3 separate regions of the Homo sapiens genome follow, and regions 1 and 3 are each linked to region 2. A link is a loop called in an ENCODE intact Hi-C map of the cell type or tissue named here. Cell type or tissue: mammary epithelial cell. All regions are shown on one strand. Links, peaks and the distances in the headings refer to the core of each region. The heading gives the core; the rest is flanking DNA.

Region 1 (10,661 bases), core at 837-8,836, 600 kb after region 2:
CAGTGGCTCATGCCTGTAATCCTAGCACTTTGGGAGGCTGAGGTGGGCGGATTGCCGGAGCTCAGGAGTTTGAGACCGGCCTGGGCAACAGGGTGAAACCCTGTCTCTACTAAAATACAAAAAATTAGCTGGGCATGGCAGCGTGCACCTGTAGTCCCAGTTACTTGGGAGGCTGAGGCAGGAGAATTGCCTGAACCCAGGTGGTGGAGGTTGTAGTGAGCTGAGATTACGCCACTGCACTCCATCCAGCCCAGGCGACAGAGCGAGACTCTGTCTCCAAAAAAAAAAAAAAAAAAGAAGTATGACTCTTTACCACTGCACTCCCAGTGCTAGTATCAAAGAAAGATAAGAATCATAGGATATTTACGGGTACTTGGTAGATTCCATATTTTGTTTCTATTAGCACTAGAGGAAATCACAGAATGATAACAGGGGTACTTCTCTGAAAACTGGGCGCTACTACTGTGACTCTGACAGGGTACGTAAGTAGAGGATCTGCTCCTGCGCAGCACAACAGCTAAAAGGGTAACCTGTGAGGGTCAGTGCATTAAGAATCTATAGAGGGAGCAGGGATATCTGCGAAAGAAATCTTTCTTTTTTTTTTCTTTTTTTTTTTTTTTTTTGAGACGGAGTCTCGCTCTGTCACCCAGGCTGGAGTGCAGTGGCGCGATCTTGGCTCACTGCAAGCTCTGCCTTCTGGGTTCACGCCATTCTCCTGCCTCAGCCTCCTGAGTAGCTGGGACTACAGGCATCCGCCACCACGCCCAGCTAATTTTTTTTGTATTTTTAGTAAAGACGGGGTTTCACCGTGTTAGCCAGGAGGTCTCAATCTCCTGACCTCGTGATCCGCCCACCTCGGCCTCCCAAAGTGCTGGGATTACAGGCTTGAGCCACCACGCCCGGCCAGAAATCATTTTTTTCTTTTCTTTTTATTAATTTTTGAAGTCATCATTAAGAAATCAACTTTAAATTGAAGAGAAAAGATGGCAGGATGTCAGGATTTTATTTATTTATTTGTTTTTTTGAGGCAGAGTCTTGCTCAGTCACCCAGGCTGGAGTGCAGTCGCATGAGCTCAGCTCACTGCAACCTCCACCTCCCAGGTTCAAGCAATTCTCATGCCTCAGCCTCCCAAGTAGCCAGGATTACAGGCATGTATCATCACACCCAGCTCATTTTTGTATTTTTAGTAGAGACAGTGTTTCACCACGTTGGCCAGGCTGGTCTTGACCTCCTGGTCTCAAGAGATCCACCTGCCTGGACCTCCCAAAGTGCTGGGATTACAGGCGGAACCGCTGTGCCCAGCCCTGATGTCTGGATCTTTAGTATATACATATATAATTTTCTTTCTCTTCCATTTCCATCTTTATCAAGAATCTAAACACTTTCCAGGTCCCAGGCAACCAAATGGCAAGAAAAGCTCAGAAGTGTTTTGTTTGGTAGGTAGCTAGTGTTGCTGGAACCTGGACTGTGGCTGACTAGTAAGACTGCAGGACACCAGTGCCCCTGAGGGCTCATATGGCTCCAGTAGATATGCAGGATCTAGAATAGGTAGGGAGGAGTTACAGAAGGTATGTATTGGCCGCCCACAATCACCGAAAGATGAATTTTTGCATAGGCAGAGACCTTGGTAATTAGCTAAAAATACAGGCATCACACAAACTTCTTATGATATTGGGTTGATCTCAGCAAAAGTATAGAAAGGGAAGGACTTGAAAGAAGAAGTGAATTTTCTATATGTTTAAATGTGTTAACTGGAATGCATGGACATGTGTAACCAAGACCTTTATGTTTAAAAATTAAACTTGCTCTGATCATTAATTCTATAGAATTAATGTTACCAAAGCTGCAGTAACATACTATTCAAAAATTCATTTTCCCAGACTTCTAACTACTTAAAACAAAAAACCCCCCACACACAATTACATACATTCACACAGCTGCTATGCTCCCAAATGGAATGCATATATTAATGCACACACAGAGACACTCAGAAAGCACACGTGCAGGGCTGCCAGAAGACACCCATTTTGAACCTGAGGTGCATGTGGGCCGCAGTGAAGGTCAAGAAGCCTGGCTGCATATCTGTTCAATGTCATTCATCTCTTTGGGACAGTCTGCAGAAAGGATGAGAGGTGAGTCCTGAGTCACCACTACATCATCCTCAATTCGTACACCAAGACCCCGAAACTTCTCTGGGGCATCTTTGTCATCCTCTGGAATATAAATGCCTGTGAAGTAGAAAGAAGAACATGCTGTTCAGGAATGATAGTAACTGGGTGGTTTGGGGCAAGTAAGTTAACCTCTGGGTTAAAATTCCTTCCTCTGTAATACTGGATCTTTATGGTACCTACCTAGTAAAGCTGTGAGGATTAAATGAGATAATACATGTCAAAGTGGCTGGCATATAATGGTCAACACATGTTGGTATCATTACTAAAATTATTATTGTGGTTATCTTTATATTGGACTACAAGCTAAATACAACTACGGCAATGCTGATCATGATTCTGTCATATTCTAGTGGCTCAAGCAGGCCAATAAAGTTACTTAATTTAAAAGTACGTCAATATATGTGGGGGACAAGCAGATTATGTAAGTGCATTCTTCCCCTGCCTAAGAGTCCCTTGGAAAAAGAGCACCTTGCAAAAATAAAGACAAAATATATTTAAACTGTATTCAAAGAAACATTTAGAGATTATTAGCCTTGACAACTGGAAGCTGCAGAGACAGTCATTATAAGATTTAAATATATCTGATGTGTGTAATATAAAATACAAGAGAAACTGAAAGACTTTAATGTACATTTGGAAAAATGTAGGAACCCCAGGTACCCTTTCTAATCATGAAGTTAGACACATACCAGGGCTTTTTATATTAAACAAGTTGTAAACTTCCTCCACTATCCTCACAGATACTGCTCTGCGATTGAAAAAGAAAGATCAGCAAAGGAAAATGTAGCGCAGTCTAAGGAAGCGCCCATGTACCAAACAGATTGAACTAAATGATATATCTATGGCCACAGATAGCAATGTATGACTAGGTTCAAAGGGTGGCATAAAAGACATTTCACAGCCATAATTTATACAGAGATTAAAATACTTGAAATCTAAAATTTAGATCTGTTTTCAAAACAAAACCAGCATCAGTATTTAACCATCAACTCTGACAACATCAATCTTCACACACCATTGTGGTCACTGCTTCTCTTCAGAATCCTGCCCAACACCCAGGACCATTCAAGTTAGGTAACGTATCCGATTGTTAGCTTTCTCTGAAGCTTATGAGGAAGGCGATGGATACTAAGGAGTGGGATGGTGCTGGGTAGCTCAATGCAGCTTGCAGAGGTGTTGAAACTGAGAGCATAGTGTGTCTGCCTGTCTCTCTGCACACAAGCACCGGGGGCTTTGGAAGCTTGAGCAGCCCCCCACTACTAAATGGGAGACCAGTACAAACTGGCCCTGGGAAAGGCAGGATTAAAAAAGATTCATTTCTTAATATCTACTTATAGGAAGTATTCCCCATCTGTTGTTTATTGGAGGAGTCAAACTGAACAAATTGTGTGATATTAAATAAGAATACAAAAGATAAATCGAAAATAAAATTACCTTCCACACTGGACTTTTTTTCCTGTCTCTTCTAACTTAATTACATTGGTTGAGGTAAAAATAAACAATGTGGCTGGGCGCGGTAGCTCACGTATAATCCTAGCACTTTGGGAGACTGAGATAGGTGGATCACCTGAGGTCAGGAGTTCGAGACCAGCCTGGCCAACATGGCGAAACCCCGTCTCTACTAAAAATATAAAAATTAGCCAGGCGTGGTGGCCGACACCTGTAATCCCAGATACTCAGGAGGTTGAGGCAGGAGAATTGCTGAACCTGGGGGGCGGAGGTTGCAGTGAGTGAAGATCACACCACTTCACTCCAGCCTGGGCGAAAGAGCAAAACTCCATCTCAAAAACAAACAAACAAACAAACATTTACCTCATACTACTATTGTAACACCTCTCCTTACCGGGCTCAATTGTGATTACCATCCCAGGCTGCAGAGGGAGGGAACGGGGCATGTCTGGAGTGTCATGGACATCCATCCCGAGGTAGTGGCCAACATGATGAGGACAGTATTTTCGAGCAGCCTGGAAAAGATAATTGTCACAGTATCATTAGAGCAATGACCTCTTACAGGGAATGCTGGGCAAGTATAAATCAGTGAGATATGTGTTATTATCTCCCCCATGGTTCTGCCACTTCAGTTTAATCCCTCCTTGGGCTAATACTTAAAGGCACCTGAAAAACTGCGACCTCTTACATGCAATTCTGCCAATGGCATTCTCATCAATCCACATTTCCATTCCCGCTATTTAATATACTACATACATGCAGACTTGAGTAATTCCAACTAATGACTGTGGCAAATGAAAGTCTCTTTTCTTCAGTACCACAGGAAAGATAAAAATAAAAGAAAGAAAAAAAAATCTCTTTTCTTGGGAAAGAGAGGATGACTATTATCACAGTTCTCTTTCCAATGTTCGTTCACACATCCCTCTCAGGAATCTACTCTGGAGACCCTAAATAGCTCACAGCAACTTGTGGAGAAGGCACACTTTTGGGCACCTACCAGCTTGGGTATTTCTTTCTTTTTTTTTGAGATGGAGTCTTGCTCTGCTGCCCAGGCTGGAGTGCAGTGGTGTGATCTTGGCTCACTGCAAACTCTGTCTCCTGGGTTCAAGCTATTCTCCCACCTCAGCCTCCCAAATAGCCGGGATTATAGTCATGTACCACCATGCCTGGCTAATTTTTGTATTTTTAGTAGAGACAGGGTTTTACCATGTTGGCCAGGTTGGTCTCGAACTCCTGACCTCATGTGATCCGCCTGCCTCAGCCTCCTAAAGTGCTGGGATTACAGGTGTGAGCCACTGTGCCCAGCCAGCTTGGATATTTCCGTCAGTTAGTTAAAGATTTGTTGGCCCAAGCAACAGCCAATTTATAGCTTCATTTTTACTGATAACAGAAGTCCTAGAAGGCTTAACTTGTAGGTAGGAGATGCCTAATGGTCTATCTGACTTAGGCATCTAGTATCTTAATTTTAAAGCTGAGGTTTTACGTTTTTACTGAACACCATCACATTTTGGATGCAGAAAAAAAATTCACTAATGACATGGTCTTTGGGAATATTGCTGAAGTGTCAAAAATGTCACTTAAACAACAAATACCTTCTCCTTTGACCTACAGAATAACCCATAAAAGGATTAAAAGTTAATCTCTCTCTCTTTTTTTTTTTTTTAGACACAGGGCCTTGTTCTGTGGCCCGGGTTGGAGTGCAGTGGTGCGAACATAGCTCACTGCAGCGTTGAACTTCTGGGGTCAAGTGATCCTCCCACCTCAACCTCCCAAGTAGCTGAGACTAGAGGTGTGTGCCACCACACCTGGCTAACTTTTAAATTTTTTGTAGAGATAGGGTCTTGCTATGTTTCCCAGGCTTCTCCTCATTTCTTGTTTCCTTTTTCACCCTGTCGGCACCAGACTTCATTTTAAGTTTTCTGAATACTGAGCTAGTTATGCAGCATGTAATGAATCAGCATGTGCTGCCATCTTCTGGAAGAAATAAGTACTGACTTCCTTTGTTTTAATCCATGTTAAAGCTAAATCCCTTTTATAGATCACAAAGATGATTTCTAAATCTTTTCTTTTTACTTAAAAAACCCTGTGTGTGTATGTATATATATCTACGTATGTGTGTGTATATATATATGTGTGTGTGTGTGTGTGTGTGTGTATATATCTACATGTATATAGATGGGTCTTGCTATGTTGCCCAGGCTGGCTTCAAGCAATCCTCCTGCCTCAGCCTCCTAAACTACTGGGATTACAGGCATGAATCACTACATCTGTCCCATTTCTAAGTCTAATTAGCTTTATATAGGGTAAAAACCTAGCAGCATGCTAGGTGTTCTTGAGAACTGGGGTCAAGAGAAGTGAAGTACCTTGAAGGCATTATTTTCCTTAATGTTCTTCATGATCCCCAAGTCTTTAAGCTTCTGTCCTATCAGGGTCAGCATCATGCTGTAGATGTTCTCCAAGCTTGTCCCAGGGAAGCAGAGGGCCAAACAATCTCTTTGGATCTCTAGAACGGCTTCATAGAGTTCTGCCTGAGGTGCGGTGAACCTGGGGACGGGAAAACCAAAGAACCTGAACTTAGATAATCTGATATTCTAAGAAGTTTGCTACTAAGTTTGATTAGAAAAACCCCAAGATGCTGCTGTTGCTGGGGCACTGTTGATGTTTAATAAGTACCAATCTATCAATATGGCCAGGAGCTCAATCATGTCCTAGGTGCTCAGTAGGAAGGGCAACAATCCTTCAAGCTGGAGCAGCAACACAGTCTCTTCTTCAAATGGTCAGGAGAGACATGAAGTAGGGCCAAAAGAAGCACTGAGCCATGAGTGCAGTCAGTGGGCAGATGAGGCTCAGCCATGATCCTGTTTAATCCCTTACAGCATAGACTACCATTAAAAAAAAAGGCAAGAAAGCCTAGGGACCCACTTCTGACAGGTGAAGCAGATACCATGGGATAAACTAGTCAACATCTGGGCTACTAGTAATGTACTAGCACTTAAGTGTCTTTAGAATAACAGTTTCTTTAGCAATTACGAGATAAAAAAGTGACCTGGGATGATACATGATATGTATTCTCACATACTGTTGATAGGAGTATAAATTAATACAGCCAATTACATCAAAGGCCTTAAAGATGCTCATATAACTAGAGCTTATAATTCTACTCTAATATATCCAAAGAAAATATTTGAAATTCAAAAAAGCTGAATGTACTAAAATGTTCGCTGTAATTTTATAATTGTAAATTATTAGACAAACTCTAAATGTCCCCTAATAGAAGAATGCTTAACTATAATAGCATAAGAAACCCACAGCATAATGTACCCATACCCCAGCCCACCACAGTATTACTAAATAATCATTTTTGTAATAGTTTTTTTTTTTTTTTTTTTTAGAGACAAGGTCTCACTATGTTGCCCAGGTTGGTCTGGAACTCTTCAGCTCAAACGATCCTCCTGCCTTGGCCTCCCAAAGTGTCTTTATATACACTAAAATGCATACATTTGAACGGTACAATTTTGACAAATTCATGTACCAAACCTATTGAAGCTGGGAACAATGAACTCCTAAATTCTGCTGAGTCTTCGTTGCCAGCAGAAGTGGCCCTTCCACCCCCGTCTGAGAAGGTTAACCCTGTTTTGCCTGAAAACTTGTAGGTATGTCCCTTGAGGCAGTTGCCTTGGTTCTACTAGAATTGTAACTACACTCAAGTCCCAGCAGGCTCCAAGTTAGGCAGAAAGCTTGACCCATGAGGAGGTCCACTCCACACCAAAAAGAACTGCATGAGGGGCTGGGCGCGGTGGCTCACGCCTGTAATCCCAACACTTTGGGAGGCCGAGGCGGGTGGATCACCTGAGGTCGGGAGTTCGAGACCAGCCTGACCAACATGGAGAAATCCCATCTCTACTAAAAATACAAAATCAGCTGGGCATGGTGGTGCATGTCTGTAATTCCAGCTACTCGGGAGGCTGAGGCAGAAGAATCGCTTGAAACTGGGAGGCGAAGGTTGTGGTGAGCCGAGATTGCGCCATTGCACTCCAGCCTGGGCAACAAGAGTGAAACTCCGTCTCAAAAAAACAAAACAAAAAAAGAACTGCATGAGGTTTCCAATTTCCGAAAGACAAAAATCTGGGAATGTGGGTGGGAATGAATATTTATGGTGTGGGATAATGGTAGAAGGAACACAGTTGCATCAGGCAACTTTACTGATATGGGTCCACTAATCAGAGACTCTGGATTCAACGTTGCCGCTGAAGGGGTCAGAAAAGTTCTAACAGTTTGTTGCCTAGCTGGCTGAAACACAAACCAAAAGGTAACCCACAATACATAAACACAAATGCCACAACTGCTTTGGTATACTGGAGAAGGAATTCTGCCTCAAGACTATAATATAAACCCTGCCTGAGTTTGGACTGAAGTCTGCCCTATAGATTTTGGACTCAAGCCTTATACAGACCATTTCCATCTCCCCTGAAAGCCTCCTCATGTTCATTTCTTTTTTTCTTTTTTTGAGATGGAGTTTCGCTCTTTCACCCAGGCTGGAGTGAAGTGGTGCGATCTCGGCTCACTGCAACCTCTGCCCCCACCGGGTTCAAGCGATTCTCCTGCCTCGGCCTCCCAAGTAGCTGGGATTATAGGCGCCCACCACCACGCCCAGCTAATTTTTGTATTTTGAGTAGAGATGGGTTTCTGCCATGTTGGCCAGGCTGGTCTTGAACTCCTGACCTCAGGTGATCCACCTACCTTGGCCTCCCAAAGTCCTAGGATTACAGGCATGAGTCACCACGCCTGGCCCACATGTCCATTTCTAATCAATATCCCTACTTTCCGAGGCAAATGCTATTGTGATTATTTTGACCTTAGTTTGCCAAATCTAGAACATCATATAAATGGAATCATATAATATATACTCTTTTGTGTCTGGCTTCCTTCACTGAACATAATCTATGCTCAGTGAGGGTAGAAGGTTGTCTATGCAGTACATCCATGGTGGTGCTTCAATCAGTAACAAAAAACATTCGATCAGTAATTAAAATGTTCTTTTTTATTACTGAGTGGTATTCCATTGTATGAACAGACCACAATTTGCATATTCATTCTCCTGTTGATGGACATTTTGGTTGTTATACTATTGTGAATAAATGCTGTTATGAATGTCCTTGTGCAACCCTTTTTGTTGAGAAATGTTTTCATTTCTCTTAAATACCTAGAATTTGGCTGGGCATAGTGGCTCATGCCTGTAATTCCAGTGTTTTGGCAGGCCAAGGCAAGAGAATCGTTTGAGCCCAGGAGTTGCAGACCAGCCTGGGCAACATAGCGAAACCGTGTCTCTACAAAAAAACAAAATATTAGCCAGGCATGGTGGCACGTGCCTATAATCCCAGCTACTTGGGAGGTTGAGATGTGAGGATCGCTCTCTGCCTCAGCCAACCAAGTAGCTGAGATTACAGGCACCTGCCACCACACCCAGCTAATTTTTGTTATTTTAGTATGGACGGGGTTTCACCATGTTGGTTAGACTGGTCTCGAACTCATGACCTCAAGTGATCCACTCGCCTTGGCCTCCCAAAGTGCTGGGATTACAGGTGTGAGCCACTGCACCTGGCCTTTTTACAATGTACTTCTATTCTTCCAGCTGGATAATTTCTATTTATCTTCAAGTTTGCAAACTTCTGCTGTCTCCAATCTACAGTTAAGTCTACCTGGTGAATTTCCTGTTTCAGTTAATGTACTTTTCAGCTTTAAAATTGTCATTTAAAAATTTAAAAAATTTTTAATTGTAAAACAAAACACAGATATAAAAAGCCAAACAAATCAATCAAACATAAACCTTAAGAAATTATTCAGTGGCTGTATTAAAAATACAAAAATTAGCCAGGCGGGGTGGCATCTGCCTGTAGTCCCAGCTACTTGGGAGGCTGAGGCAGGAGAACTGCTTGAACCTGGGAGCCGGAGGTTGCAGTGAGCCAAGATTGCGCCACTGCACTCCAGCCTGGGCGACAGAGCAAGACTGTGTCTCAAAAAAAAAAAAAGAAAAAAAAATTATTATAAGGTGAATACCAGTCAGATAAAACAACAACAACAACAAAAAAAAAACCCACCAAAACTTGGCAGACTATCCCAGAATACCCTTCTATAGGTCCCAGAATAATGACAATCTTACCAACAAATATCCCTCGTCCTAACTTTTTTTTTTGAGATGGAGTCTCGTTCTGTTGCCCAGGCTGGAGTACAGTGGTGTGATCTCGGCTCACTGCGACCTCCACCTCCCGGGTTCAAGTGATTCTCCTACCTCAGCCACCTGAGTAGCTGGGACTGCAGGCACCCACCACCATGCCCAGCTGATTTCTGTGTGTGTGTGTGTGTTTTTAGTAGAGACAGGGTTTCACCATGTTGGCTAGGCTGGTCTCAAACTCCTGACCTCAGGTGATCCACCTGCCTTGGCCTCCCAAAGTGCTGGGATTACAGGCGTGAGCCACTGCACCTGGCCTAACTTTTTTATTTTGGAGACAGGGCCTTGCTCTGTTACCTAGGCTAGAGCACAGTGATGTGATCATAGTTCACCGTAACCAAAAATTTCAGGGGTCAAGTGATTTTGCCACCTCAGCATCCTAAGTAGCTGGGATTACAGGTGTGCGCCACCATAGTTGGCCAATTTTTTGTATTTTTTGTAGATATAGAGGTCTTGCTGTGTTGCCCAGACTGGTTTTGAACTCCTGGCCTCAACTGATCCTCCTGCGTCAGCCTCCCAAAACACTGGGATTACCAGTGTGAGCCACCATGCTAGCCATATCAGTTTATAGTCAGTTAATTGTGATTTTTTTTATTTGTGTGTACTGTTATTTACAGATTTTTTTTTTTTTTTTTTTTAGACAGAGTCTCACTCTGCTGCCTAGGCTGGAGTGTAGTAGTGCAGTCACAGCTCACTGCAGCCTCAACTTCCTGGGCTCAGGTGATCCTCCCACTTTAGTCTCTCTAGTAGCTGGGACTACAGGCCTGTGACACCATATCCAGCTATTTTTTTCTTTCATGATTATATATGG
Region 2 (10,661 bases), core at 836-8,835:
GCCTAGCTCCTACCGAGGGAAAATGAAGAGGCCCTGCCAGGGTTGCCTCCTCCTGGGGCCACGCGCAGAGCAGAAGGGAACCTCAGGATCACTGGGCCCAGCCTGCAACCACACGTAAGCCAGAGGCAAGGCCTTGGTCAAGGCCTGAGTTTCCTGACCTGGGGCACTGCCTCCTCCCAAACGGCTCCTGCTGTGTCCGTCAGGGTGAGGCCGCGCTGGCTTCCTCCTGCCAGCCCAGGCTTCAGCCAAGTTGCCCCCCAGTGCCTCTGCAGGGCCCTTCCTCACCCAGCCCCTCTTCCCAGGCATGTCTGCCAGAGGCTTCTAATGGGCAAGAGTCCCTGGAGCTAGAGACCTTGGCTGGAGTCTCTTCTCTCCACCCCAATAATTCCCCCTCCAACTTCTGGGGCTCTGTACCCTGTGCACAAGGGGCTGTCTTGTCAAAAGATACGCCTCTTACCTGTCCCACTGGCCAATGCAGGGGCCACAAGCATTGGCCAGGACAATGCCACCCAGATCCCTCAAGATCTGTGCCTGCCAGGGAGAGAGGAAGACAGAATGTCAAGGGTGGGTGAGAGTCTGATGGGAAGGGGTGATGTGGTGGCTGCAGGACGAAGTGCTGTACTGGAACCCCAGGGCAGCCACTGGGACCTGCCCCAGCCCCGGCCCAACAGGCCTCTGGGCTTGTGCCGCCTGGAGGCATTACTCAGCATGGGGTGGGGGAGATGGGCAGGGGGATATGGGCACTCACATAGCCGTCCCGCTCAATGGTGGCGCGGATCTGCTCGGAACCTGGAGTGATGGTGAACTGGGACTTGCACTTGAGGCCATGGGCCAGTGCCTGCTTGGCCACAGCTGCTGAGCGCCCCATATCTTCATAGCTTGAATTGGTGCAGCTACCAATTAGACCTGGTGCATTGTGGGTGGTGGGGTTAAGGGTCAGGAGGAGACAGTGAGCAGAGGTCTCCACCTGACTTCAAATTATCCAGACTTGGCCAAAAGAGTTCACCATCTGGGCTGGGCCAGAGACTTTTTTAACAGAGACCAGTTGCAAGCAACCGAAATATCCAACAATAAAGGACAGGCTAACTCATGACGTGGCGTCATTTGAAGAAAGATGCTGTAGCCATTGGCCATGATGCTGAACACATTAGGACTATGACCCCTTTTACAGCAATATCATGTACACGTGTAGGCACGTCAGAGGGCTCATACGAACAGCCATCCTTGATGGGCTGGGGCTGACAGGAGATGCTAATTTTCTTCTTTTATACTTTCTAGTATTTTCTGGGTTTTAAAGATTGTTTTATAATCAGGGCAATAAGAGTTCTTTTTAAAAAGTCTATAAAACCTGAATAACATCGCACTTTCTGTCTAGACAGTCTCTTTTTGTTGTTGTTGAGATGGGGTCTTGCTCTGTCGCCCAGGCTGGAGTGCAAGGGCACAGTCGAGGCTTGCTCACTGCAGTCTCTAACTCCTGGGGCTCAAGCAACTCCTCCTGCCTCAACTTCCTGAGTAGCTGGGACCCACAGGTGAGTACCACCACACCTGGCTAATTCAATAAATTGTTTTTGTAGAGACAAAGTCTCACCATGTTGCCCAGGCTGCTCTTGAACTCCTGGGATCAAATGATCCTCCTGCCTCAGCCTCTCAAAGTGTTGGGACTGGCCAGGCGCGGTGGCTCACACCTGTAATCCCACAACTTTGAGAGGCCGAGGCAGGCAGATCACTTGAGGTCAGGAGTTCCAGACTAGCCTGGCTAACACAGTGAAACCCCCATCTCTACTAAAAATACAAAAATTAGCCAGGCATGGTGGCGGGCGCCTGTAGTCCCAGCTACTCGGGAGGCTGAGGCAGAACTGCTTGAACCTGGGAGGCGGAGGCTGCAGTGAGCCGAGATTGTGCCACTGCACTCCAGCCTGGGTGACAGAGCAAGACTCTGTCTCAAAAAAAAAAAAAAGGGTTGGGATTACTGGCAAAAGCCCATATAACCAGCCAAGATAGTTTCTTTTATTAATTTAGTAATTTACTTTCTAATTATTAAACCACCAAATATTTTTTTTCTTAAAATTACTTCAATGAATAAGGGCGAACACATTATATTGCCCTTATTTTCGGCCAGACGGTATAGAAATCTCTTTTCACATATTGTCACTTCTCCAGACAACTTTATTTTTTATTTATTTTTCTCATTGGTGATAGCAGCAGTAGGCCCAACACCACCTTCAAAGGTGTCAGTACGATCATGACTCCTGTTTTACAGATGGGGAACCCACACATAGACAGTGAAGTAGTTTGCTCAGGGTCACTCAGCTGTTAGTGGCTGTTAGGTGGCAGAGCCAGGATTCAAGCCCAGGCCATCTGGCTCCAGGCTCCATGCTCTTCACAGCCACACTGTACCCAGCAGCAGCAGATGCCAGTGACTGGCATGCCAGGGCGTCTGCATGTGTAAAGCATGAAAAGTCACATAAAGCAGCATGGGTGATATAAAATGTAAAACGGGAAAATCTATGCACACAATACACAGAAACACAGCACACCTCTCCAAGAGCTCTAAGAGCTTGCTCCTGGCTGGGGGTTGAGATTAGGAGTTTTAAAAATTCTTCTTGATTGTGAATATTCTCTACAATAAACATATTTTTCTTTTCTGCCAAGAAAAAGTAATTTTTCTTTTCTTTCTTTTTTTTTTTTTTTTTTTTTTTTGGAGGCAGGCTCTGTTGCTTGAGTCTGCAGTTTTGAGTCTGCCTTTGTTGCCCAGGCTGGAATGCAGTGGTACCATCTCGGCTCACTGTAGCCTTGACCTCCAGGACTCAAGTGATCCTCCCACCTTAGCCTCCTGAGTAGCTAGGACTATAGGCATGCGCCTCCACACCTGGCCAATTTTTTTTTTTTTTTCTGAGACGGAGCCTCGCTCTGTCACCCAGGCTGGAGTGCAGTGACACAATCTCGGTTCATTGCAACCTCCGCCTCCTGGGTTCAAGCGATTCTCCTGCCTCAGCCTCCCAAGTAGCTGGGGCTACAGGTGCCTGCCACCACCCCTGGCTAATTTTTTGTATTTTTAGTAGAGATGGGGTTTCACCGTGTTAGCCAGGATGGTCTCGATCTCCTGACCTCATGATCCACCCATCTCGGCCTCCCAAAGTGCTGGGATTACAGGTGTGAGCCACTGCCCCTGGCCAATTTTTGCATTTTCTTTTAAGAGACGGGGTTTTTCCATGTTGCCCAGGCTGGTCTTGAACCCCTAGACTCAAGTAATCCACCTGCATTGGCCTCCTGAAATGCTGGGATTTCAAGCATGAGCCACCACTTCTGGCCGAAAAAGTAATTTTTCAATAATAAACCCATTTCAGAAACTGCCCACCTTAGAAAGTGCCACACAGTAGGCATAGGTGATTGTCTACAGCCCTGGGCAGAGCCACTGGCCCTGAGACCTGCTAAACAGATGGGGTGGAAGGTGCTCACCCACTCGGATGTCCAGAGGCCATCCTTCCTTCTCTGCCACCTTGCCCACTTCTGCCACAGGGTGAGCCAGGTCAGGGGTGAAGGGCCCATTGATGTGTGGCTTCAGCTGAAGAAACAAACATGCAAGGAGAAGAAAGAGAGGAGGGAAGAAACCTTGAAGCGGGGACAGCCTCTTTCACTGCCTCACCACGTCCCCACAGAGAGGCCAACGACTTTCTCTTGACTGAAACCTCATCACAGGGAAGAACTGAGCAGTTGGCTCTGCACACACCCGCTCCCGGGCTCCCTCCAGCCCTGCAAGGCTGGGCTCAGCTCTGCAGATGAAGGAACTGAAGCTCAGAAGTGACATGCTGTGCTTGAAGTCACATAGCTAGGAGACAGCAGAGGCATGGAATGGATCAAGGCTGTCAGCTTCCTAAGTTCATTATCTCCCATTCGATGTTGCTTTTGGAATCTTTTTTTTTTTTTTGAGATGGAGTCTCGCTCTGCTGCCCAGGCTGGAGTGCAGTGGCACGATCTTGGCTCACGGCAGCCTCCGCCTCTCGGGTTCACACCATTCTTCTGCCTCAGCCTCCCGAGTAGCTGGGACTACAGGCGCCCGCCACCACGTCTGGCTAATTTTTTTGTATTTTTTTAGTAGAGACGGGGTTTCATCACATTAGCCAGGATGGTCTCAATCTCCTGACCTCATGATCTGCCCGCCTCGGCCTCCCAAAGTGCTGGGATTACAGGTGTCAGCCACCATGCCCGGCCGCTTTTGGAATCATGACAAAAATGGACTTAAGGCCAGACGCTTTACATATCATAATCATCAGTAAATGCGAGGCACTCAGCTATGTGCGCAGCATGCAGTAAACCTCCGTCAGTGTTAGTTACATGAATTCATTCAATCCTCACGACTGCTGTAGGTTCCACACGTGATGGAGCAAGGGGCCTACAGAGGCTAAGTGCGTGACCAAGGCCACACAACTTAAGTGGCAGAGCCGAGGTGTGAACTCCTGCAGACGGGATCCTCTAGCCTGCCCTTCCTCTGGCTCTGCAAACACCTGCTCTGATCTGTGCGTCTCAGGGTGCCTAACCCTGCTGGGATTTGCCCTCTGAACTCAGATAACAAAAACCCTTCAGGGTGAAACCTTGGCTTCTCCTAAAGCTGAGCTGGTGGCAAACTGACATCCACTTCTGGTTCAGCAGCCAGAGCTACCTCTGCTCTCCCCGTGGCTGTGTCTCCCCCCTCCCCACCCACTGCTCCAGGCTGCTTCAGGAAGCAGTTTGCAGGAACACTGGGGACCCAGGGGCCCACGAGTCACCCTGAGGTTTTTCTTGTTTTGTTTTTGAGACAGTGTCGCTCTGTCGCCCAGGCTGGAGTGCAGTGGTGCGATCTCGGCTGACTGCAACCTCTGCGTCCCGGGTTCAAGCGATTATCTTGCCTCAGCCTCCTGAATAGCTGGGATTATAGGCACATGGCACTATGCCGAGCTAATTTTTGTATTTTTTTTTTTTTTTTTAGTAGAGACGGGGTTTCACTATGTTGGACAGGCTGGTCTTGAACTGCTGACCTCAACTGACCCACCTGCCTTGGCCTCCCAAAGTGCTGGGATTACAGCTGTGAGCCACCACCCGGCCCTCAGTGAGTATTTAGGCAGGACCCGCCCTGCTCCCCACTACTCTCAGAAACTTCTTGAACCCAGTTAATTGTCTCCTCACCTCACTGAGGTTAATTTCAATTAGTTGGTCATAATGGCAGCCAGGGTCAGGCACCAAGTGATCCTTGAATTCATCAGCTAGATTGGCAATGTCTGAAATCAACAAGGGACGGGGATGGAGCACGTGAAACATAAACTGTTCTTGAGAGTTCACTCACCACCCACCTGAGCACCTGCCAAACACCAGGCCCACCCTGGGCACTGACTAGGCCAATGAAGAAACCAAGGCTGCTGTCTCTGCCCTTACAGAGCTCACACCCTAGTGCAGGAGCTGTCAGGGACACGGAGACACAGAGGAGGAGCGCCAGCTAAGGTTCAGAGCCGGGGAGGGTGTCCTGGAAGTGAAGAGCTGGGTTTTGAAGAAGCAGTCACTCAATAAGGAAAGGGAGGAGCCTTCCAAGGATTCCACGTGCTTACGGCTCTCCCCATGGCCCCTGGTCTCTGGCTCCTCGTTCACTCCCACAACGCACCACCCTTCACAGGTGCCAATGCCCTCTGAGCTCCAAAGAAGCCAGGCTAGAGCCTCAGGGAAGTTGTCAGGGGAGGCTGGGAAAGTGGTTCTCCTTCCAAATGTTCCCCTGCTAGGTCAGGAATTATCAACAGAAGCGATCCATGTCATTTCCGGAGTTTCCTGTAGGGGGCAGCAGGGACCAGGCCGAGAAGGGCGGGCATTCAGCCACCTTCCAGGGAAAATGAAATGCCCATCCTGAGGTGGGGCTATCTTGAACTCAGATGCCAGGCCCTTTGAGAAGCTGGAGAGAGCTCCAGACAATCTACTCAGAAACATATTGCACCTCTTCAGGGCTTTCTCAGAGCCTCGGACGCCTGTCTGGAGACAATGGGTTAAGAACCCCTGCCCTACAGGGAAAGGCATAGCTCTGTCTTGGGGAGGAGCGGGCATGTGACTGTTCCACCCACACGGGCCTGCCCCTGCCAGCTCACCTTCCCGGCCGGTCTTGCTCAGGTACTTCTTCATCCTGTGGTTGTAAGGGAACACGGAAGTGGTGGCCCCAATTTCTGCACCCATGTTGCAGATTGTCGCCATGCCTGTGGAGCAACAGAGCCCCGGGCATTGGCTGGTGGCCGGGCCAGGGTCCCACACACCTGCTACGCGGCCACCTGCATCTTCACACCAGGGAGCTGCATTGCTTCTCCTCCCACTCAGAGAGATGTGGTGACAGCGGGCCGACTCATCCCTTGAGGCCCTGGGTAAAAACCTGGGCCGGTGAGGGGAGGCCATGGGGATCAGAGCTCAGGGCCCCAGCTCAGGGTGGCTGCTGGGTAGAATGAAGAGGACTCAGGTGAAGATTCAGCCCCCACACACTGAGCTGCGAGCTTGGGGCCTGACTGTCGCCCAAGAGATTGAACAGGCACCACGTACTGTAGGCTGACCTGACCAGACACTGCCCAGTTGCTATTCTTTTTGGCAGGGGAGGAACTGGCTCAGAGAGATTCAAGGTCATGCCATAAAGCACATAAAGGTAGATGCTGACATTCGGATCTTGGTCTGTCTGCCTGGTGGCCTGCCCTCCTTCAGCCATACCATGGTGGAGACACTTTTCTGTGTCTCAAGTTTTCCAGTGATGGAGGCCGAGGTGGGTGGATCACCTGAGGTCAGGAGTTTGAGACCAGCCTGGCCAACATGGTGAAAACCCATCTCTACTAAAAAAAAATACAAAAAAAATTAGCCAGGCATCATGGTGCACACCTGTAATCCCAGCTACTCAGGAGGCTGAGACCGGAGAATTGCTTGAACCCAGGAGGCGGAGGTTGTAGTGAGCCGAGATTGCACCACTGCATTCCAGCCTGGGCGACAGAGTTAGACTCTGTCTCAAAAAACAAGAACAAAAACAAAAACTGAAATGATACACACTGTCTGGACCACAAAGCGTCACAGAACTGGTGGGGCTCACAGGTACTGCAGCTGCTACCAGGCCACCTGCCTCAGGAGCCACTAGGACGGAGGTATGGGCCTGTTACCAACGTCCTGACTGAGCAGTCCCGTGGCAGGAGTGAGCCCCCATCACTGCAGGGGAACCAGAGTTCTGCAGGGCTGCCAGGGAGCCCAGGCAGGCACCTGGGAAGTCTAGACTGTTACAAATCTCCCTGGATTTCTGAGGACCAGGCATCCAGGCCAGGTCACCAGGAGTGACAGGCAGGGAGCAGCTGGCTCCTACCTGGTCTTGGAGGCGGACAGGCACCGATCTCTAATCCAAGGGAAGTGAGTGAGGCTCGAACTTCAGCGAAGGGAGGATGTGGGCCTGCAGCTGCTTCATGAATGAAGCCCTGGCTCTGCCCATTCCCACCACTGCCTCTGTCCTCTCTGGATTCGTCTAGATCACCCAAGGTGGCCTAGTGCTATGGCCTGGGCCCAGCAGCAGAAGCTGACTTGGCTCCTAACCGTGTGTGGCCACACAGTTAGGAAGTCACCGGCAGCCTCGACAGGTATCTCAATCTCTTCATCTGTTTAATGAGGATGTGGACTAGACAATCTCTAATGCTGTCTCCAATTTTCCTTCTACCTCTGTCTATCCCAAGTCCCCAAATGGAACAGACAGATTCTCAAGTGAAGGCCATTCACCGCTTCTACTCCCAACTGGAGACCCATCAGGCCCAGCACAGGGTAGGGGCCACGTCGCCTGGCCGCCTTCCTCACCAGTGCAGGAGATGGAGTCTACACCAGGCCCGTGGTATTCCACGATTGCACCTGTGCCACCTTTCACCGTGAGGATGCCTGCCACCTTCAGGATCACATCTTTGGGTGAGGACCAACCGGAGAGAGAGCCCGTCAGCTTCACGCCAATCACCTGGACAGGAGGGGGCGAGGCGGCTGTGAGAGGCCGTGTGTGCCTGTGCCAGCCACGAAGTCAGGATGGCCCTGCTGCCATTCACATTGCTGCTTATTGGTCTCTACCTCCCTCCCAGAAGATTCGAGTCTAACTTGTTCCCTTTTCCCTCCTGGGTCCCACCGTCTCCCGTTCATCCCCACCAACCACCACCCCACAGCCAGCCCAGAATGAGTCCCTCCCCACCCTCACCTTGGGGCACTTCAGCTCCCAGGGGATCCCAGCCATGACATCCACAGCATCGGCACCCCCAACTCCAATGCAGATGCCCCCAAGGCCGCCACCATTGGGGGTGTGGGAGTCAGTGCCAATCAGAAGAACACCAGGGTACGCATAGTTTTCCAGAATAATCTGAAAAATAATCCAAGATGTTATATTTAGAAGCCCTCAGCCGAGAATACCAAAAAATGGCCCCACTGACCCGGGGCCTCCCAACCACGTCCAGCCACTCTCCCAGGATGGAACTGGTAGGAGCAGCCCCATTTAATCCAGGCCGTCTCCAGGGTGGCCAAGAAGAGCCAGAGCCTTGGGAGACAGGTGGCCTGGGCTCTTGAATAGCTCTGATATTTCCTGCTATATGTCTTGGGCCTTTGAATGCTGCCCCATGCCTCAGTTTCCTCATTTGTAGCACAGTAACCAAACACCCATACCACCATGACCCCAGGATGTGACAAGAACCAGAGAAACTGTCCTGTGATGGGCCCAGGCCCGGCCTCATCCTGGGTGTGGAGCATCCCCACCTGGCTTCTCATCGGGGTTGGTGGTTCTTCCAGGAGCTGGCTCCAGCCCCACAAGGCCCCTGAGGAAGAAGTCCTGGGAGGCCCCAGTGGGTACACAAAGCTATGAACTTTTCCTCAACTGCAAAGAATAGGTGATGCCTCGTCCACTTCAGCATCTGGAGGTGGCTCTGAGAACCCATGTGACTTGCTCAAGGCGCGATGCCACCCTGCCTCATCACCTGTCCCATTTCACAGTACTCCCTTCACTGAGGCGCTCCTCCCAGCCGTGGGGAGCACTTCCCCCAAAACATTTGGTAAGAAAGGCAGCAACACCTCAACACCCAAGTGCTCAACACCTTGGGTGCTGTATAGGCTCAACACCCAAGTGTGGCCCAGGCACCAGGCACCTCTGAGGCACTGGCCCCCTGAAGCTGCAGGACACTGCTTGGCAAGCCCTGAGCCAGGCGTCCTGTATCGGGGGGTCTGAGGTCTGGCCCCACCATCTACTAGTTGTTGTGGGACCATGGACAAGTCACTTCTCTCGGAGCTCAGTTTCCCTATCAAGAAATAGCTAACAATCGTGCTCACATCATTGGTTCACTGATGACTGGATGAGATCCTGTCCATGAGGCACAGAATAGTGCCTGCGGGAAGCAACATTTTTATTTATTGTTTTGCAGCAAGAGCCTTCACCTGAGGTTCTGCCGCTCATCAGTCAGATGGAGTTAGTGCCCCACCCGGGGATGTGGGGAAGAACACATGAGAGGTGTGACAGGCTCTGTGAACTCTCAGGACCCACCAGTGCTCCCAGAAATCTTACAGAAACCCCAGGGCCTCTGCCTCAGGACAAGCATCTGCCTAGCAGACTCTAAGGTCCAAAGGTCTCATCTCTTGGGGATGCAGAGGGAAGACCTGGCTGCGAAGAACTGGCCAATGCTGCCACGTACAAGGATTTAAGACTAGTGCATCCCTAAAGAGCCTCAAGCTTGTAAAAGTTGGATCCACGAAGGCTGGGCACACAGAATTCGGGGTGGTCTACACGGTGTAGACACTTGTGGTCCACACGGTGTAGACACTTGTGGTCCACATCCAGGGGGAGAGGTCAGGCAGACATGAGGACTGCAGAAGATGTCACGATGACGCTGGCCGTGACAGTGAGCTCCCCGGTCTGTGGGTGTGGCTGGACAGATGGGGGTGAGGGCTGGGAAGAAGGACTAATGCCTAGAACTACACCTGGAAATTCAGCCATCCATCCACACAACACACACATACATTAAGGACCTGCTCTGTACTGACCTGGTCCCAAACCCAGAGCTAGAGAGGAATAAATAAGCCACAGTCCCTGTCCCCACAGAGCACATGATCCAGTGCAGAAAGCACTTGGCAGATGCTGGAACATAATGTGAAGAGATCCCACAGAGGATCCACTGGAAGCCACTGTGCCAGGCACGGGGAGGGCCGGGGAGGCTCCACAGAGGAACCAGAAAGCTGTGATGTGGAGGAAGGTCTGCGGGCCAAGTGGGGCCAGGGCACTTCCCAGAGGGAAAGGGGTTCAGGTTTGGGTTGGACCTAATGGACTGAGGCTGCTGAAGACGTGACATCAAGGCGGGAAGAAAGTAAAGCTGCAAAGTACTCCCATGGCCCCTGGGCATTTTCTTTTTAAAGAAACAAACACACGAGCTGCTGTATGCTTAGCAGCTAGCCGGTGGCAGATGTGAGCTGCCATCACTCACGGCTCCAAACTTTGGCCCAGGAGCTGCCATAAAGGCCTGGGCATTTGTACTGAGGTAGAAAGGGAGACACCTGCATTGCAGTGCCCTTTGTAACAGAAGGCCAAGACTGGGTCCACCTGACTCCCTAACCCTGCTGCAGAGAGGGGCTTTCTAGTCCCCACAGGCCGCTGCAAACGGCCATTCCACGCAGCCCCTTCCTGG
Region 3 (10,661 bases), core at 1,675-9,674, 110 kb after region 2:
GCTCCCTACCCCTCACGCATCCTACCCCATCTCACCCTACCTGCCCTGCTTCCCACATCCCGGCTGAGCCCCAGGCCGGTCCTTCAAAGCCTCTCCACACACACTCTGTTGCCCAACCTGCAGCACTCAGGCTTCTGAGAGGTTGTGGGGAGCCAGGTCACTGGCCAAGTGATCTTGGCCATTGGATTTGGACCTGCAGAAGTAAACAGATGGGCCCCTGGAGGTGGACCCCAGCTTCCCTGTGCCCCCAAGTGGGAGTCTGAAGCCCAGATGGCAGGAGGGCAAGGATCATCAGATGGGCTGTGTGAACACTTGGAGCCCCTGTCTGGGCCTTAGAGTTGTCACGAAAGCTTGCTTTGAATTCATTTTTTAAAAGCAGCTTTTTGTCTGGAAGCTTCAAGTCTTTCTTCATATCAATGCAACACAGACAACTTCAGAGATAGACTGGGTGCTGGGGTAGCTCAGCATCCTGGCCTTCACCCACACCCTGGGCAGGGTGTGTGTCCATCACAGATGTTACACACTTACCCTCTGGAGTGACTTTAGACTAATGATCTGTCCCCATCTTCAGCTTAGAAATTTATGCTGATGAAACACCCATTTTATGTGTTTCATATGTTGGCCTTCTGGATAAGATTATGGGTGAAAATGATGTTCTACTTCAAAAAACCATTTGAAAATGGCAACCTTGGCTCTTCTATCCTCATAGCTGCCCTGGAAAGCTGGGCAAGGACGAGAGGACCAGAATCCTCTTTTCTTTTTTTTTTTCTTTTTTTTTTTTTGCTCTTGTTGCCCAGGCTGGAGTGCAATGGCACGATCTCAGCTCACTGCAACCTCCACCTCCCGGTTCAAGTGATTCTCCTGCCTCAGCCTCCCAAATAGCTGGGATTAGCCACTATGCCCAGCTAATTTTTGTATTTTTAATAGAGATGGGGTTTCACCATGTTGGCCAGGCTGGTCTCGAACTCCTGACCTCAGGTGATCCGCCCAACTCGGCCTCCAACAGTGCTGGGATTACAGGCATGAGCCACCACTTCCAGCCCTGAATCCTTTTTTTTTTTTTTTTTTTTTTTTTTTTCAGATGGAGTCTTGCTCTGTCGCCCAAGCTGGAGTGCAGTGGTGCAATCTTGGCTCACTGCAAGCTCCACTTCCCGAGTTCACACCATTCTCCTGCCTCAGCCTCCCAAGTAGCTGGGACTACAGGCTCCTGACACCACGCCCGGCTTATTTTTTGTATTTTTCGTAGAGATGGGGTTTCACCGTGTTAGCCAGGATGGTCTCGATCTCCTGACCTCATGATCCGCCCACCTCGGCCTCCCAAAGTGCTGGGGTTACAGGCGTGAGCCACCGTGCCTGGCCCTGCACTGCACTCCAGCCTGAGCGACAGAGTGAGACTCCATCTCAAAAACAAAACAAAACAAAAAATGGGAAACTAAGGCTCAAAGGGGAGGAGTGACCCAGAGAGTGGCCGTGGCTAGAATGCGGGGTGTGTCTATCCTCCAGCCCCACGAGAGGTGAGATTGACTTACCTTGCCCAGCCCAGCCCAGCCCAGCCCAGCCAGCCAGAGTTGGCAGTCCTTTTTCTTTTTTCTTTTTTGAGACGGAGTCTCGCTCTGCTGCCCAGGCTGCCCAGGTTGGAGTGCAGTGACACGATCTCAGCTGAGCTCACTGCAACATCCACCTCTCAGGCCCAAGCAATTCTCGTGCCGCAGCATCCTGAGTAGCTGGGACTACAGGTACCCACCACCACACCTGGCTAAGTTTTTGTGTTTTAGCAGAGAAGAGATTTCACTATGTTGTCCAGCATGATCTTGAACTCCTGAGCTCAGGCAATTCACATGCCTCAGCCTCCCAAAGTGCTAGGATTATAAGCGTGAGCCACTGTGCCCGGCTAGAATTTCCATTTCTTGATAGTTCAGTTCAGTGCAACACAGAGAATAAAAGCACAGACTCTGGACCCAGATAGATCTCAGTTTGAGTCTGCCTGTAACATTTCTTAGCTATGTGATCTTGGGCTACTCACTTCACCTCTCTGTGCCCTAGTTTTCTTTTCTTTTTTTTTTTTTTTTTTTTTTGAGACAGGGTCTCGCTCTGTCGCCCAGGCTGGAGTGCAGTGGCACCATCTCGTCACTGCAAGCTCCGCCTCCTGGGTTCACGCCATTCTCCTGCCTCAGCCTCCCGAGTAGCTGGGACTACAGACACCTGCCACCACGCCCGGCTAATTTTTTTGTATTTTTAGTAGACATGGGGTTTTACTGTGTTAGACAGGATGGTCTCGATCTCCTGACCTCGTGATCAACGCGCCTCGGCCTCCCAAAGTGCTGGGATTACAGGTGTGAGCCACCGCACCTGGCCGCTGTGCCCTAGTTTTCTCACCTGTGAAATGCGATTTATAATAAGATGTAACTCACAAAGGGTTGTGGGAAAGACAGTTTGAGAAAATGCTTGAAAAGCACTTAGCAGACTGGGCGTGGTGGCTCACGCCTGTAATCCCAGCGCTTTGGGAGGCTGAGGCAGGTGGATCACAAGGTCAGGAGTTCGAGACCAGCCTGGCGAACGTGGTGAAACCCCACCTCTACTAAAAATACAAAAATAGTCTGCTACCACCACCACCACTACCGCTCCTCTTATCTCCCCAGGGGACATAGTGACCCTTGAGTCAAAAGAGCAAGAGCCAGGTTTGTTACTCAAGGGCAGGAGCCAAGAAAGAAAGTGCCTAGGCCCCCTTACTAAGCCCACACTCCAGCCGTGTCAACAGAAAGTTCACCAGAGCTGGGTTCAAATCCTACTTACTGGGTGGTCTCAACCAAGTCACTTAATTGTTCTGAACCTGTTTTCCTATCTATAAAATGGATGTAAAGATACCGTAAAGGGCTGTTGTGAGGTTGAAATGAATGGGCATAGAAAGCATCTGCTGTCCTGGCACGGTATAGTTCATGCCTGTAATTCCAGCACTTTGGGAGGCTGAGGTGGGAGGATCACTTGAGCCCAGGAGTTTGAGACCAGCCTGGGCAACACAGGGAGACCCTCATCTCAATTAAAAAAAAAAATCTGGCCGGGTGTGGTGGCTCACGCCTATAATCCCAGCACTTTGGGAGGCGGAGGAAGGTGGATAGCTTTAGATCAGGAGTTCAAGACCAGCCCGACCAACATGATGAAACCCCGTCTCTATTAAAAATACAAAACTTGGTCAGGGGTGATGTCGGGCACCTGTAATCCCAGCTATCCAGGAGGCTGAGGGAGGAGAATCACTTGAACTCGGGAGGCGGAGATTGCAGTGAGCTGAGAGCTGAGATTGTGCCACTGCACTCCAGCCTGGACAACAGAGCAAGACTCTGTCTCAAAAAAACAAAAACTGACACAGTAAGTGCTCAATAATTACATGACCAGGCACGGTGGCTCACACCTGTTATCCCAGCACTTTGGGAGGCTGAGGCGGGCAGATCACTTGAGGTCAGGAGTTCGAGACCAGCCTGGCCGACATGGTGAAACCCCATCTCCACTAAAAATACAAAAAGTAGCTGTGTGTGGTGGCATGCGCCTGTAATCCCAGGTACTTGAGAGGCTAAGGCAGGAGAATCACTTGAACCCAGGAGGCAGAGGTTGCAGTGAGCCAAGATCACACCACTGCACTCCAGCCTGGGTGACAGAGTGAAACAGTCTCAAAAAATAAATTAATTAATTAAATAATCACATATCTTGAGCAGGAAAAGAGCCAGGCTGACTCTGTATGGGGAAGAGGGGAGGTGTTGGGCCCCTCCAGCTTAATCCCTGGACTCCCTTATGCTAAGGAAGTCCACAGCCTCCTTGACTACTCTGGCAGGAGTGAGAATAATGCTGTATGCCTCAGGGAAGCAGGGATCTAAATTCAAATGTATGTAAATATCATGCAAATCAGGAAGCACTGGGTCCTTCCAGGGGAGAGATGGAGAGAGAAGATCCAGTTACTAGGGACTGGGGATGGGGGTAGGGGGCTGGAACAGAAGCAGGGTACCCCAGAGCCTTCACAGGGCACTGCCCCAGCTGCCAATTGAGCAGCTGCCCCAGGCCCTGTGGGCCCCTCCTGGCATGGATATGAAACCTCCTGGGCCGGGTGCAATGGCTCACGCCTGTACTCCCAGCACTTTGTGAGGCCGAGGCGGGCGGATCACGAGGTCAGGAGATCGACACCATCCTGGCTAACATGGTGAAATCCCGTCTCTACCAAAAATACAAAAAAAAAAAAAAAAAAATTAGCCAGGTGTGGTGGTGGGTGCCTGTAGTCCCAGCTACTCGGGAGGCTGAGGCAGGAGAATGGCATGAACCCGGAAGGCAGAGCTTGCAGTGAGCCGAGATAGCACCACTGCACTCCAGCCTGGGCGACAGAGCAAGACTCCATCTCAAAAAAAAAAAAGAAAGAAAGAAACCTCCTGGTGCCCTGGGATCCGCGGACTCCTCGGTCAAGGTGAGAGAGTCCCTGGTGAGGACACACACAGACCCATTTGTGTACACATATGCTAACCCTGCCAGACGCAGTTGGACGCACACACATATACCCAGGAACAGTCACAGACACACATAGACACAATTGTACACACACTGAGACACAGGCACTCGGGCAACTCAGGCTCTGGGCCTCAGGGCAGGGGAGGCCCCAGAGATCTTGCCCCACTTGAAAAGGCAGTGCTGAGGCCCCAGGGGCCCCTGGTTTCCTGTCCACCCACCTTTTCCCCAACCCACACACACGGTACCTGCACACACCACCCCCACTCGAGGAGGCCCCTGAAAAAGCTCCCTCCTTGGCCTCATCCTGATATGGCAGGCCTGCTCCGTGCACCCCATGGGGTTCCAGTTCTTGCCCACATTTATTCTTTTTTTTTTTTTTTTGAGACGGCGTCTCGCTCTGTCGCCCAGTCTGGAGTGTAGTGGTGCAATCTCGGCTCACTGCAAGCTCTGCCTCCCAGGTTCACGCCATTCTCCTGCCTCAGCCTCCCGAGTAGCTGGGACTACAGGTGCCCGCCACCACGCCCAGCTAATTTTTTGTATTTTTTAGTAGAGATGGGGTTTCACCGTGTTAGCCAGGATGGTCTCGATCTCCTGACCTCATGATCCGCCCGCCTCAGCCTCCCAAAGTGCTGGGATTACAGGTATGAGCCACTGCACCCGGCCCATTTATTCTTTATTTATTTTAAAAAAAAATTTAACATTTATTTATTTATTTAGACAGTCTCGCTCTCGCCCAGGCTGGAGTGCAGTGGCACAATCTCGGATCACTGCAAGCTCTGCCTCCTGGGTTCACACCATTCTCCTGCCTCAGCATCCCGAGTAGTTGGGACTACAAGTGCTAATTTTTTGTTTTGTATTTTTAGTAGAAACGGGGTTTCACCGTGTTAGCCAGGATGGTCTCGATCTCCTGACCTTGTGATCTGCCCGCCTCAGCCTCCCAAAGTGCTGGGATTACAGGCACGAGCCACCGTGCCCGGCCCACTTTTTTTTATTTTTGAGCCAGAGTCTCTCTCTGTTGCCCAGGCTGGAGTGCAGTGGTGCAATCTCAGCTCACTGCAGCCTCTGACTCCCAGGTTCAGGTGATTCTGCTGCCTCAGCCTCCCGAGTAGCTGGGACTACAGGTGCCTGCCACCACACCTGGCTAATTTTTTTGTTATTGTTTTTGTTTTTGAGATGGAGTCTCACTCTTTGTCGCCCAGGCTGGAGTGCAGTGGTGCGATCTTGGCTCACTGAAACCTCTGCCTCACAGGTTTAAGCAATTCTCTGCTTCCCGAGTAGATGGAATTACAGGTGCGCACCACCACGCCCGGCTAATTTTTGCATTTTTAGTAGAGATGGGGTTTCACCATCTTGGCCAGGCTGGTCTTGAACTCCTAACCTCGTGATCCACCTGCCTCAGCCTCCCAAAGTGCTGGGATTACAGGCATGAGCCACCAGGCCTGGCCCCAATTTTTTTGTATTTTTAGTAGAGATGGGGTTTCACCATATTGGCCAGGATGGTCTTGAATTCCTGAGCTCAAGTGATCCGCTCATCTTGGCCTCTGAAAGTGCCACTGTGCCCAGTCTATTCTCTCTTTTTGACAGATGGGGAAACTGAGGCTCAGAGCCAGGCTTGTCAAAGGCATATGGAGGACTGGGGGTGGTGGGATACAAATTCAGGCAGCAGATAGACTCCAAGTCCGACGCCTCTGCAGAACCCCTCATCCCAGATGCCTGGCTGAGCTACCATCCCCACCCAACTCCCTCCACGTCCCCTCCCTCCCCAGAAAGAGCCTAGAAGCACAGGCCTTGGGCGGCAGCCAGCCCTCCCTTCCTCCCAGGCTTCTGTGCAAGCCCTTGGACCACGTATGCCAGTAGCCATTGGAGGGCAGGAGGGGCGGCGGCTGAGTCAGCTGGTGCCCACAGCACTGCCTGGCACGGAGGGCCCTGGAGGCTTTGCTGAGAGGACAGATCTGGAGGCTGGACCCGAGGTCACCGCCCAGGACGTGTCTACAGCTCCACCTGGTGGTGATACAACACCGCTGTCACACCCAGCTCTGGTGTTATCCTCCCCACAGCCAGGTCAGCAGATATTTGGGGAGCAGCTACTGCTGCTGCGCATGGGCAGGCCAGGCACTGAGAACAGAGCGAGGCTGAGGAGATGTGGGGGCACGCACTCCAGGCAGAAGGAACAGCAAGTGCAATGGCTCTGAAACAGGAAGGAGTTGGGAAGACCCAGGAGGAGCAAATGGGTTAAAGAACTAGACTTGGGTGCCAAGGATGGAGAGGAAGAAAGGCAAGGCTCGGTGGTTCACATCTGTAATCTCAGCACTTTGGGAGGCCAAGGTGAAAGGATCACTTGAGGCCAAGAGTTTGAGGCCAGCCTGGGCAATACAGTTAAGACCCTGTCTCTACAGGAAATTTTTTTTTTTTTTGAGACAGAGTTTCGCTCGTCACCCAGGCTGGAGTGCAATGGCATGATCTTGGCTCACTGCAACTTCCGCCTCCTGGGATCAAGCAATTCTTCAGCCTCAGCCTCCTGTGTAGCTGGGATTACAGGTGCCCGCCACCATGCCCAGCTAATTTTTGTATTTTTGTAGAGACAGGGTTTCACCATGTTGGCAAGGCTGGTCTCGAACTCCTTAACTCAGATGATCTGCCTGCCTTGGCCTCCCAAAGTGCTGGGATTACAGGCATGAGCCACTGCATCCAGCCCCATTTTGTGCTGGTATGAATAGAGATTTATTTCTGACAGCTCGGGAAGCCGGGAAGCCCAAGATCGAGGGCTGCATCTGGTGAGGGCCCTCTTGCTGTGTCATAACGTGGCAGAAGGCATCCCATGGTGAGAGGGAGCAAGAGCTCCAACGTGCAGCTTCAAGCTCTTTGTTTTTAAGATGGAGTTTCGCTCTTCTTGGCCAGGCTGAAGTGCAATGGCCCGATCTCGGCTCACCACAACCTCTGCCTCTCGGGTTTAAGCAATTCTCCTGCCTCAGCCTCCCAAGCAGCTGGGATTACAGGCGTGCGCCACCACGCTCAGCTAATTTTTGTCTTTTTAGTAGAGACGGGCTTTCTCCATGTTGGTCAGGCTGGTCTTGAACTCCCAACCTCAGGTGATCTGCCCGCCTTAGCCTCCCAAAGTGCTGGGATGACAGGCATGAGCCACCGCACCCAGCCACCTCAAGCTCTTTTATATCCATTCGTGAGGGTGGAGGCCTTACGATGTAAACACCTTCCATTAAGACCCACCTCCCAACACTATTGCATTAGGGATTAAGTTTCCAACCCATATATTCTGGGGAGACATTCAAACCATAGCACCGTCCTGCGTGCTGTACGCTGGGAAGACATAAGAACAGTGAGGAATGGTGCACCGGGCCTTGTGCCTTAAGAGGGAGGGCCAGCTGGAGGCAACACACTGAGGCCCTTGTCCTGTCCCCTCTACCTCTGATCCTTGACCTTTGCCCCGTCCCCTCTACCTCCCTGTAGTCTGGACTTCCTGGAGTCAGCCTGAAATCCAGACCTGAGTGGACGCCCACTACTCTGTTTGGAGAAACCTATGGGACAGCTAGGCAGTGGCTTGCTGTGTGCCTAGCTCCTGATGACAGAGCTGCAGCTTAAAATAAAAGCCTCCTGCTCAGCACTTACTTAATCCTGAGGGGACCGGGCATCAGGACGCATGGTTGCGAGGATTTGCTTAAGTGAGAGGCTGATGAAAGCTCCCTGAGGGCTGGCTGGGGGGTTGGGGCACCCATCTTAAAACCTGTTTCTGATTTCCTTTGCTGCTCACCCCTATCTCTGGCTGGCAGCTTTCCCGGATTAGCTGCTGACGTCAGGAGCTGCCAGCTGGGCCAGCCTGGCACAGCCACGGGGCAGTGTGTGAAGGGCTGTCTGGTAATAGGGTGCAGTAAAGGAAGGGGGCATGTGTCCAGCTTCGGAATTTGTCCTTGAAGGAGCTGGGGTGGAGGGGAAGGAGAAGGGTCGAGATGTGCTGTCAGGCACGCACATGTGACCTGTGTAGCGCATCCTTGTTGGACAGAGAGAGAAACAGCTCAGGGAAATGGATAAGTTGTCCAAGACCACACAGCTGGTCTGACCCTGGCTGCATCCCACACCAGCTGGTAGACAACCCGCGATGGGCAGCAGCTGCTGGGACTGGAGGTGATGGTCTCCATGTAGGTCCGTACCTTCCTCTCTGTCACCATAATGGCAGCTGCTGAGTGGTGTTTGCCCTGCTCCAGGTGTCTTCGTGGGACAACTGTCTTATGAAGCTGGTGTTCGTTTTTGCTTTTGTTTTTTTTTTTTTGAGATGGAGTTTCGCCTTGTTGCCCAAGCTGGAGTGCAATGGCACTATCTCGGCTCACCGCAACCTCTGCCTCCTGGGTTCAAGTGATTCTCCTGCCTCAGCCTCCTGAGTAGCTGGGATTACAGGCATGTGCCACCATGCCTGGCTAATTTTGTATTTTTAGTAGACAGGGTTTCTCCATGTTGGTCAGGCTGGTCTCGAACTCCTGACTTCATGATCCACCTGCCTCGGCCTCCCAAAGTGCTGGGATTACAGGCGTAAGCCACCGCCCGGCCGCTGGTGTTCCATTCTACAGGTGAGAAACTGGAAGCCCAGAGAAGGGAAGTGACTTGCCCACGATCATACCCCAAATTGGTGATGGAGGCAGGGTTTGATCCTAGGACCGTCGGAGTCCAAAGCCAGTGCTCTGCCATACATACAGAGATTTCACAGCTTTGACATGTTTCAAGCCCATGCCCCTGTGCTTGCCGTGGCTGCACAGATCTCCGCTTTGAGAGAGCGCATTTGCATGCAGAGTAGAAAATACAGAGGGGGCCAGGCGCGGTGGCTCACACCTGTAATCCCAGCACTTTGGGAGGCCAAGGTGGGTGGATCACTTGAGGTCAGGAGTTCAAGACCAGCCTGGCCAGGCTGGGCACGCTGGCTCACGCCTGTAATCCCAGCACTTTGGGAGGCCGAGGTGGGACGATCACAAGGTCAGGAGATTGAGATCATCCTGGATGATACGGTGAAACCCCGTCTCTACTAAAAAATCAAAAAAAAAAAAAGTTAACTGGGCTTGGTGGCAGGCACCTGTAGTCCCAGCTACTTGGGGGAGGCTGAGGCAGGAGAATGGCGTGAACCCGGGAGGTGGAGCTTGCAGTGAGCCGAGATCACACCACTGCACTCCAGCCTGGGTGACTGAGCGATAGTCTCAAAAATAAATAAATAAAAATAAAAATATATATATAAAAGAAATATTTGCAGGCTGGGCGTGGTAGCTCATGCCAGTAATCCCAACACTTTGGGAGGCCGGAGGTAGGCGGATTGCCTGAGTTCGGGAGGCCGAGGCGGGCAGATTGCCTGAGCTCAGGAGTTCGAGACCAGCCTGGCCAACATGGTGAAACCCTGTCTCTACTAAAAATACAAAAAATTGGCCGGGTGTAGCAGCATGCGCCTCTAGTCCCAGCTACTTGGGAGGCTGAGGTGGAGAATCGCTTGAACCCGGGAGGCGGAGGTGCAGTAAGCCGAGATCCCACCACTGCACTCAAGCCTGGTGACAGAGCAAGACTCTGTCCCCCCCCCCAAAAAAAATTATAAATGTTTTATAGCCAAAGAACAGGAGAAAAGGAAAACCCTCAAGAGTCCCACCAAGAGGATCCAACTCTTTAGTCCTCTCGGTTTTTTTTGTTTTGTTTTGTTTTGTTTTGTTTTTGAGACAAGTGTCGCTCTATCGCCCAGGCTGGAGTGCAGTGGCGCAACCTTGGCTCATTGCAACCTCCACCTCCCAGGTTCAAGCAGCTCTCCAGCCTCTGCCTCCCAAGTGGCTGGGATTACAGGCCTGCACCACCATGCCCAGCTAATTTTTGTATTTTTAGTAGAGACAGGGTTTCACCATGTTGGCCAGGCTGGACTCAAACGGACTCAAACTCCTGACCTCAAGTGATCTGCCTGCCTCGGCCTCCCAAAGCACTTGGATTACAGGCGTGAGCCACCGTGCCTGTCCTTTCCTTTTTTTTTTTTTTTTTTTAGATGGAGTCTCGCTCTGCTGCCCAAGCTGGAGTGCAGTGGCATGGTCTCAGCTCACTGCAACCTCTGCATCCCAGGTTCAAGCGATTCTCATGCCTCAGCCTCCTGAGTAGCTGGGATTACAGGTGTCCGCCACCACGCTCGGCTAATTTTTTGTATTTTTAGT

What was found. Hi-C counts contacts between places; a loop is a spot of excess contacts. Peaks named below come from ENCODE experiments on the same cell type or tissue, not always from the same donor. Only the 100,000 strongest peaks of a DNase experiment are listed, where the experiment ranks them.
Region 1: it touches region 2 in a loop (8-fold over the local background); 13 of 110 quality-filtered maps call a loop at or near these places.
Region 3: a loop joins it to region 2, with 14 times the contacts of the local background. A loop is called at or near these places in 109 of 110 quality-filtered maps.

The regions. Positions count from the first base shown.
Region 1 is chr22:40,917,837-40,928,497 of GRCh38, reverse strand. XPNPEP3 (X-prolyl aminopeptidase 3) reads right to left here. Exons shown (of 10, transcript NM_022098.4): 8 at 5,985-6,165; 9 at 4,016-4,136; 10 at 1-2,229. The coding sequence ends at 2,063. It also overlaps the pseudogene RNU6-379P. Among named protein-coding and RNA genes, the nearest start is that of RBX1, 28 kb to the left of the region's middle. In mammary epithelial cell, for the core only: a CTCF peak has its summit at 5,583 (motif pointing left); no DNase peak of the experiment used is centred there.
Region 2 is chr22:41,513,075-41,523,735 of GRCh38, reverse strand. ACO2 (aconitase 2) reads right to left here. Exons shown (of 18, transcript NM_001098.3): 5 at 8,201-8,359; 6 at 7,819-7,969; 7 at 6,105-6,209; 8 at 5,164-5,255; 9 at 3,460-3,565; 10 at 749-906; 11 at 458-531. Among named protein-coding and RNA genes, the nearest start is that of POLR3H, 26 kb to the left of the region's middle. RefSeq lists enhancers at 8,531-9,137, 9,138-9,744, 10,597-10,661, 10,352-10,661. In mammary epithelial cell, for the core only: a CTCF peak has its summit at 5,796 (motif pointing right); a DNase peak (open chromatin) is centred at 6,085; H3K27ac peaks cover 474 bases.
Region 3 is chr22:41,399,803-41,410,463 of GRCh38, reverse strand. No RefSeq gene overlaps it. Among named protein-coding and RNA genes, the nearest start is that of TEF, 23 kb to the right of the region's middle. RefSeq lists a silencer at 2,063-2,112, a cis regulatory region at 7,917-7,930 and an enhancer at 7,852-7,996. In mammary epithelial cell, for the core only: a CTCF peak has its summit at 6,492 (motif pointing left); DNase peaks (open chromatin) are centred at 6,473 and 8,283.